Regions from separate parts of the Mus musculus genome. Here region 2 is linked to region 1. A link is a loop called in an ENCODE intact Hi-C map of the cell type or tissue named here. Cell type or tissue: heart. All regions are shown on one strand. Each heading gives the region's core, and the rest is flanking DNA. Links, peaks and the distances in the headings are about the cores only.

What was found. A loop is a pair of places that touch in the nucleus more often than their neighbours do. Peaks named below come from ENCODE experiments on the same cell type or tissue, not always from the same donor. Only the 100,000 strongest peaks of a DNase experiment are listed, where the experiment ranks them.
Region 2: a loop joins it to region 1, with 5 times the contacts of the local background. A loop is called at or near these places in 15 of 42 quality-filtered maps.

Annotation. Positions count from the first base shown.
Region 1 is chr11:106,919,039-106,922,970 of GRCm38, reverse strand. Smurf2 (SMAD specific E3 ubiquitin protein ligase 2) reads left to right here and starts at 2,256. Exons shown (of 19, transcript NM_025481.3): 1 at 2,256-2,790. The coding sequence starts at 2,739. In heart, for the core only: a CTCF peak has its summit at 1,998; DNase peaks (open chromatin) are centred at 2,150 and 2,860; H3K4me3 peaks cover 1,561 bases; H3K27ac peaks cover 1,513 bases.
Region 2 is chr11:106,979,146-106,983,077 of GRCm38, reverse strand. No RefSeq gene overlaps it. Among named protein-coding and RNA genes, the nearest start is that of Gm39424, 18 kb to the left of the region's middle. In heart, for the core only: a CTCF peak has its summit at 2,420; a DNase peak (open chromatin) is centred at 2,487.

The sequences.
Region 1 (3,932 bases), core at 587-3,086:
TAGGTTTGGATGGATCTCTGTCCATTTCCAGCCAGTCTGGTCTACATAGTAAGTTACAGGCCAGCAAGGCTTACACAGTGAGTCCCTGTCTGTAAAATAAAAGCTAAAATAACAAATACAGTGTTATTATAGATGTTGCTCAGTGGTAGTATGCTTGCCTATCATGTGTAAGACACTGGATTTGACTTCTAACATTACACAGAGGTTATCAACATATTGAATGGTTTTGCTTATTATTTATATTTTGAGCTTTTTAAAAGACTTATTTGTGTGTATGAATGCTTCTCCTGAATGTATCTGTGTGTATCGCATGCATGCTTGGTGCCCATGGAAGTTAGAAAAGAGCATCATATCCCTTGGAACTGGGGTTATAGATGGTTGTGAGCTAGCTTGTGGGTGCTGGGATGAACCCAGATTATCTGCAAGAGCAACAAACCATCTCTTCAGCCCTGACTGAATGGTTTAAAAGCATTATTCTTAGGGAAGTCTAAACGGAATTGTCTGAACCTATGCCCATTTCCCTGAGCCGCCACATATGTGAAGGTATTGCTTAAAACTCACAACAGTCTTCCACCCTCCCACCCCCTGCTAGGCTTCCGACCATTTTCTGAAATCTTAACTTCCATTTCCCAATACAAAGCTACAAATTATGCTAGTGGGTGGTTGGGAACAAAGTGTGGGCCATAAGAACCAGGGAAAGGAAGAGTGCATACATCAGCCTGCTCAGTTTATTGTCTCAGCCTAGCGTTTGAAACAGTGATGTAGCAATTGTTCTATCGCCACAGTAACTTTTGTGGGAATTATTTCCTGAGCCTTCAGATCTTACATTGCACAAAGAAGTGTTTAAGGGCCCTGTTCATTGCTTTGTGAATAATAAGCACTTAGTATTTCTTGATTGAATTTTTAGAGCTGTCCCTTGTATTTTAAGTCTTACTGCTAGAACTTATGATTTTGGGATCACTTTAATCCGTAGGAGTGTTTTTAGACCGATGAAACGCTCTTGGATTTCACCTGGAGAATGAAGTGTCTTAACTGGTAGATTTTAAGTCACCATTTGCAATGTTTTAGGATTAAAATGTATTAGGCTTCAATGAACAGTTTAAACGGCATTAATGTTATAACAGCTTTAAAGCAAAGCTAACATGGATATAAATCCACACTCTTTTTTTTTTTTTTTTTTGGTTTTTTGAGACAGGGTTTCTCCGTGTAGCGCTGGCTGTCCTGGAACTCACTTTGTAGACCAGGCTGGCCTCGAACTCAGAAATCCACCTGCCTCTGCCTCCCAAGGCATGCGCCACCACTGCCCGGCACAAATCCACACTCTTATCCTTAGTTTGCATTATTACTCTTGCGTGCACATAAAACTTGTATTCTCCATTTAAACCCTGCATTACATATAAAGTCTGACATGTTACATGGCTACCACAATTGCCATTTAGATGGCTGCATAAAAATGTGTTGCAGTTGATGTAATACAATTCACTATTAGGCTGCACTCTCACCCCAACCTTGCAAAACAAAATCCCAAAACAACCTGCATTATTTATTTGTCCAGAATAAGTTCTTATTAGTTGTAAGTCACCGCGTCAGAGTTACAGTCCTATTCATTTTCTTTTTTCCTCCTGGGACAGCAAAATACAGTACTGCGTGAGCTTTCCACACTATATCCACCTATCTTGTTCACAGTCTTTGGCCGCATTTGTATTATCTCCCTATGCTTGTCCTGGGCAGGGTTGGGGGAAGAATCGAGCAGGTAGGTAACCGGATATGGAGCACCAGGTGAGCCTGTGGAGGTGGCAATTACAATACTCAGAGCTAAGCACTCCTGGGAATTTGCTGGAGCGTTCGATGTGGGAATAGCATCTTGGCGAATTAATTCTTCGGACTTGGGTCTAACTTTACTCTCGCCAGCCTCTCAGAGCGCGCAGTGGGAGTATTACTCGGGCATTCTGCCCTGTAGGGACACAGGCGATCTTTCAGTGAGCTAGCTGGTCAGTAGGCCCCTCTGGTGCCATCGAGCCGGCGCCGCCGGGCGGTGTAGTTCGGGGCCCAGTCTGGGCCGTGGCGCACGCGCTGCCCGCAGCTCGCGCGGAGCCAGGCCTTCCTCTGGCGCCCCAGGCGCAGGAGACCTCGCCCACAAGCCCGCCCCCTCGCCGGCCCCGCCCACCGCAACCCCGCCCCGCCCGCCGGCCCCGCCCCCGTCTCCTCCCCGCCCCCAGGAGCCGACGAGTGGCGGCGGCGGCGGCGGCGGCAGCGGCTGCGGCCCCAGGACCGGGTTCTCTCAGACAAGAGGGCGGGCGGAGGAGGAAGCGGCCGAGCACCCGCCCGCCTCAGCAGACTTCGCACCGTCCGCTCCCAGGCCTCGCGGCACCGAGAAGGGGAGACCGAGGCGGACCGCGAGGACAAGAGGCGGCGGGGGCGCGGGGCGGAGGCGGCGCGGCCGGCCGCGGCTGCCGCTTTGTTGTGTGGCCCGGGCCGAGGAAGCAGAAGTGGGAGGAGGGGGGAGCTCTGCGTCCCGCTCCCTCCGCGGCTCATGGCGACGGCGCTCGGCACATCCGGGACCCTCCGGCCCTGGCGGCCGCGGCGCGGGCTGTTCGGACCCCGGCCCCGGCCGCTGTGGTGACTCCTCTGCGCCTCGCCGTCGGCCCAGCCCAGCCCAGTCCGCCCGCCCGCCCGCCGGCCCGCCGGCCGCGAGCGCCGCCGCCGCCGCCGCCGCCACCTCCCCCGCCGCTGGGGACATGTCTAACCCCGGAGGCCGGAGGAACGGGCCCGTCAAGCTGCGCCTGACAGGTGAGCTGGGCGGGCGGCTGTGGCGCCTGTGGGCAAGCAGAGGGCCGGGGTCGCGGTCGGTGGTGGCGTTGGACGGGAATCCGGGCGTGGGAAGGCCTAGTTTAGGGAGTCATTGGAGAACCACTTAGCTGGGGTTGGGAAATTCTTCAGAACGCCCAGTGTGTGGCCCGTGGGTCTCCCGTGGAGGGCGGATTTGAGGTCCTGAAGTCTCGTTTCCTGGGGTCACAGGAGCAGCCCCTGGGCTCCTGCCCAGGTGGGGTCGGGAAAGGGATTACTGAATCCAGTTGCTGACTGCGCGCGGTAAACACTCCTTAAACATGGAGTGAGTGCTTAACGGGAGAGTGCTTGTGTTCCCGGGTTGTTAACTTGGACACCTACCTATGCCCGGCAGTGAAACCTTTACTCTCCAGTGCTGCCAACCTCTGTGGCCAGTGCCACACACCTTAAACGCACGTCTCTGGGAGGGAGGGACCGAGACTGTGGTTGGCTTTTCCGGCGTGTCTGCCTGATCCCACGACTCCCGGCTCATTGTACACTCTGTGTTTTGGAAGTTGTTTGATTGTAGGGTAGCATGTTTGGGGTTGTTCCTTGTAGGCCGCAGAACTAGTTGCTCATGTCTTAACTCCAGACCTGGTTTAGAATCCCTTGCTTTGCAATGTGTTTCTCAGTCTGGACGCATACGAACTTTTAAGCTAACTTTCACTAGTCCTCTCCACACTTCTCACCCTCTTTCTAAATGGAAAGGAATGCTCAGAGGGATTTGGGAAAGACTGTTTAATGTTCCCAGCTGCAGGGAGTTGTTAACATATTACAGGTATAATTTGCTTACGATGCCACTTCTGATATTCTTCCGTGGTCAACGTCCCCCTCCTTTTAAGGAAAAATTGCGTTTGGTTTAAAGCGTGTAATTGAAACTATTGTCCCTCTGCTAGCTAGTCACGTCATTCACAGCAAGTAAATTGTCCACATTTATATTCAGATGTGTGGTGAAGAAGACGGCATTTTGTAGTTGGTTCATATGCATTTGCGCCAGCGAAGGATAAGCTGTAATTATGTTTGCCCACACTAAACTTTGAGATTTCTGTGGGTGAACTTTGTAGTTGAATGTTTGTGTGTTAACCGGCAGTCCATCGGCTGTACTT
Region 2 (3,932 bases), core at 873-3,372, 60 kb before region 1:
GTGAGAGCAGAAGTTCAAAGTCATTCTTTTTTTTTTTAAGATTTTATTTATTTGTTTATTTGTTTATTTATTTATTATATGTAAGTACACTGTTGCCGTCTTCAGACACTCCAGAAGAGGGAGTCAGATTTCGTTACGGATGGTTGTGAGCCACCATGTGGTTGCTGGGATTTGAACTCCGGACCTTCAGAAGAGCAGTTGGGTGCTCTTACCCACTGAGCCATCTCACCAGCCCCCCAAAGTCATTCTTGACTACAGAGCAAGTTTAAAGCCAGCTGGGACTCTGTAATACTCTGTCCTCTCCCACCAACCCCCCCCCAACAAAACAAACAAACAAACAAACAAACAAACAAAACCACAGACCAATCCAACAAAACAAAAGTCCTCAGAGCGTGTTCTGTGCTTCCCACATTGACAATCTAGCCTGTCTCTTTCAGGTAAAAATGGAAAGACATTCTCCTCTCCTTGTGCAAAGAAATGACTCATCATTCCCTTCCCGGAACTAATGTGGAGAGAGCTAGCAGGTTTCTAACATACTTCAGCTGTTCAGGAAATACTTTAAATAATTTCCTGCTGCAGAGGCTAAGAGGAAGGCCAACCAACTGGAAAGGCGTGTGCCTGCTCTCTCTCTGTCTGTCTCTGTCGTTATCTATCTCTCTGTCTCTCTCTACCTCTGTCTGACCTCAAGTTCAGTTCAGAAGGGCCCTTTACCCGTTCATGTAACACTCTGGACAGTCATCCTTTTTATGTGGAATTTGTTTGTTTGTTTTGAGGCCGGGTTTCTCATTGTAGTCTTGATTGGCCTGGAACTCACTCTGTAGACCAGGCTGGGCTCGAACTCAAGAGATCCAATTTGAGTACTGGGATTAAAGGCATTCACCACCACCACCATTTGGAGGGATTGTTATTTTTAAGAACGTGGATGTGAGAATCCTGGTATCTTAGACTTCCATTGTATTCTGGGCTTCCTAAGAAACCTTACAAATCTAAGTTAATTAAGCCTGGTAAGTCCTCTCTGTCATTATTGAAAGGTAGCCAGCTCTGAGATAGACTGGTTACCCTGGACAACAAATAGTGGCCAGATGGGAAGCCAGAGGCCCAAAGCAATGGCAAGGAAGAATGGAGTTAGGCAATGAGTAATTAATTGCCTCCCTCCTTTGCTTCAGCCTGCAGCAGGCCTCAAATGACTGCCATTTCTAACTGGGTCATTGAAACATTAGAGCAAACTTTCAGGTAATGGCTTAAGGGAAAAAAAAAAAAACAGAAAAAAAAAAAGCCTAAGATTCTAGTCTATTTAAATTGTTGGTTCTAAAGGCAGATTTTGAAATTCCCCTTCCCTCAGGGGGCATGTCACAGTGTGGAGACAGTTTTGGTTGTCACATGTGAGACAGGGCTATTTTACTGCCTCTGAACGTCCATAATGCATACAATAGGCCTCAGTAAAGACACATCCATGCTTAGGAATGTCAACAGCTTGGAGGTTACAAGCCCTGTGTTACTGTTGTTGTTACAAACTCTGTGTTACAGTTGTTGTTGTTACAAACCCTGTGTTACTGTTGTTGTTGTTGTTACAAACTCTGTGTTACTGTTGTTGTTACAAACTCTGTGTTACTGTTGTTGTTACAAACCCTGTGTTACTGTTGTTGTTGTTACAAACTCTGTGTTACTGTTGTTGTTGTTACAAACCCTGTGTTACTGTTGTTGTTGTTACAAACTCTGTGTTACTGTTGTTGTTGTTACAAACTCTGTGTTACTGTTGTTGTTGTTACAAACTCTGTGTTACTGTTGTTATTGTTACAAACTCTGTGTTACTGTTGTTGTTACAAACCCTGTGTTACTGTTGTTGTTACAAACTCTGTGTTACTGTTGTTGTTGTTACAAACTCTGTGTTACTGTTGTTGTTGTTACAAACCCTGTGTTGCTGTTGTTCACTAATGAGAGTAAATCCTCCCTCTGTAATCAGGCTTTGCCAGGACATCACAGTAATCCTCCCTCCTTAGCTTCCCAAGTGCTGGGGTTACAGGTGTGGGTCCTCACATGCGGATGAGACCCTGGCTTAAAGATTCAGGAGACAGCATGCCTTTTATCCCAGCACTTGGGAGACAGAGGCAGGTGGATTTCTAAGTTCGAGGCTAGTCTGGTCTACAAAAGTGAGTGCCAGGACAGCCAGGGCTACACAGAGAAACCCTGTCTTGAAAAACCAAAAAAAAAAAAAAAAAAAAAAAGATTCAGGAGACAGCTTCCAGGTACCCCAGGCTAAGCTGGAATCAGCCACCAGGGAAACACCCTGGGATTGGTTTATTTATTTACTTATGCATTTTATCTATTTTGAGGCAGGGTCTGATAAACCAGGTTGGCTGTGCATACTCAGCCTAAGGAAAGGTTTAAAAGCCTGGAAGGCTCCTTGCAACTAGAAAGATAACCACAGGGAGGCAGTAGAGTTTAGGGCGTTAGAACCTTGCTCTTGAATTCCATTTGCGTTGCCATCCAGGCTGGACGCCTCCAGACCGCTGTGTGGCCTTCAGCAAGTTGTTTAACTGCTCTGTGCGGCACAGCTCCCCAAGGTAGAGATGAAACTGCTATCGACTTCCTAAATGAAATTATGAGTGATGCCAGCTCTCGATTAGTTTTAGGGTTAAAAATTAAAAGCGAGTAGGGCAGGACACAACTTGGTTTTGGATTCACTCCGTAGCTGAGGATAACACTGGATTCTTGACTTTTGTGCCTCCACCTCCAAAGTACTGGAATTGCAGTGTAAATGCTGAATAGCTCCCCCAACAAATCCATTCCTATTAGATTAAGTTCACTGCAGTGCAGGTATCTCAGTGTGTGTGTGTGTGTGTGGGGGGTGTCTATGTCCAAAGGCTTTTGAGGGGAGGTTTCTCAGGAATTTGGTCCAGAGCACAGAAGTCACTGTTCCCATGGGGCCCAAGTTGCCTTTCTCCAGATTGTAAGCTGGCCTTGAACTCACAGAGATCCTCCCATCTCTGCCCCTGGATGGTGGAATTCAGGTGTGTACCACCACTCTTGGCAAATAGATGAAACTTATATTTATTTAATGTACTGTACAATGTTGAGGGTTTACCTGCATGTATGTGTGCATGTACGTATGTATGTATGCATGTGTGTATGTGGCTATGTACATATACTGTACCCAGTGTCTACAGAGGCCAGAAGAGGGAGGGCACTGGATCTCTCTTGAACTGAACTCACAGATGCTTGTGAACCACCATAGTGTGCTGGCTTTGCTCAGTTTGCCCGCAGGAGTCCCTGTGGGGTTTCCTTTTAAAGAGTTATCTTGAAAATCATGTCTGTGTCTGTGTGTAAGTATGTACACGTGTGTTCAGGGACCTGAGGAGGCCAGAGGCACCAGATCAGATGGAGTTACAGTGCCCCATGCGGCTGTAGGGAACCTGACTCAGGTCTGCAGGGAGAACGCTAAGTACCTCAACCAAGGCATCTCTCCAACTGCTATCTTTTTGCTTCATATAGGTAAGTGCATCTCTTGTCTAACAGCATGAATAACCTCAATTTTAAGGAGCCGTGTGCTTTCTGTGGTTCGGGACCTACTTATAGCCTGCAGAAGTGGCCATGCACTGCAATTTTCCAGACACATTTGCCCTTTGTAGTCCTGTTCCCAGCAGGTGCCAAGGTGGCAGAAAGAGATGTCTATCTTTTCCATACAATTTAAAATATTCATTCATTTGTTTGTTTATTTATTTGTTTTTGGCTAGGCATAGCTTAAATTCTAGCACTGGGAAGGCAGAATCAGGCATATCTCTATGAATTTGAGGCCAGCCTGATCTACATAATGAGACCCTGTCTAAAAAAACTATATTTTCAAAATTTTATATGTATGTGCCCCCCATGTGCGTGTCTGATGCCTTTGGATGTCAGGAGAGAGCATGAGATTCCCTGGAACTGGCGTTACA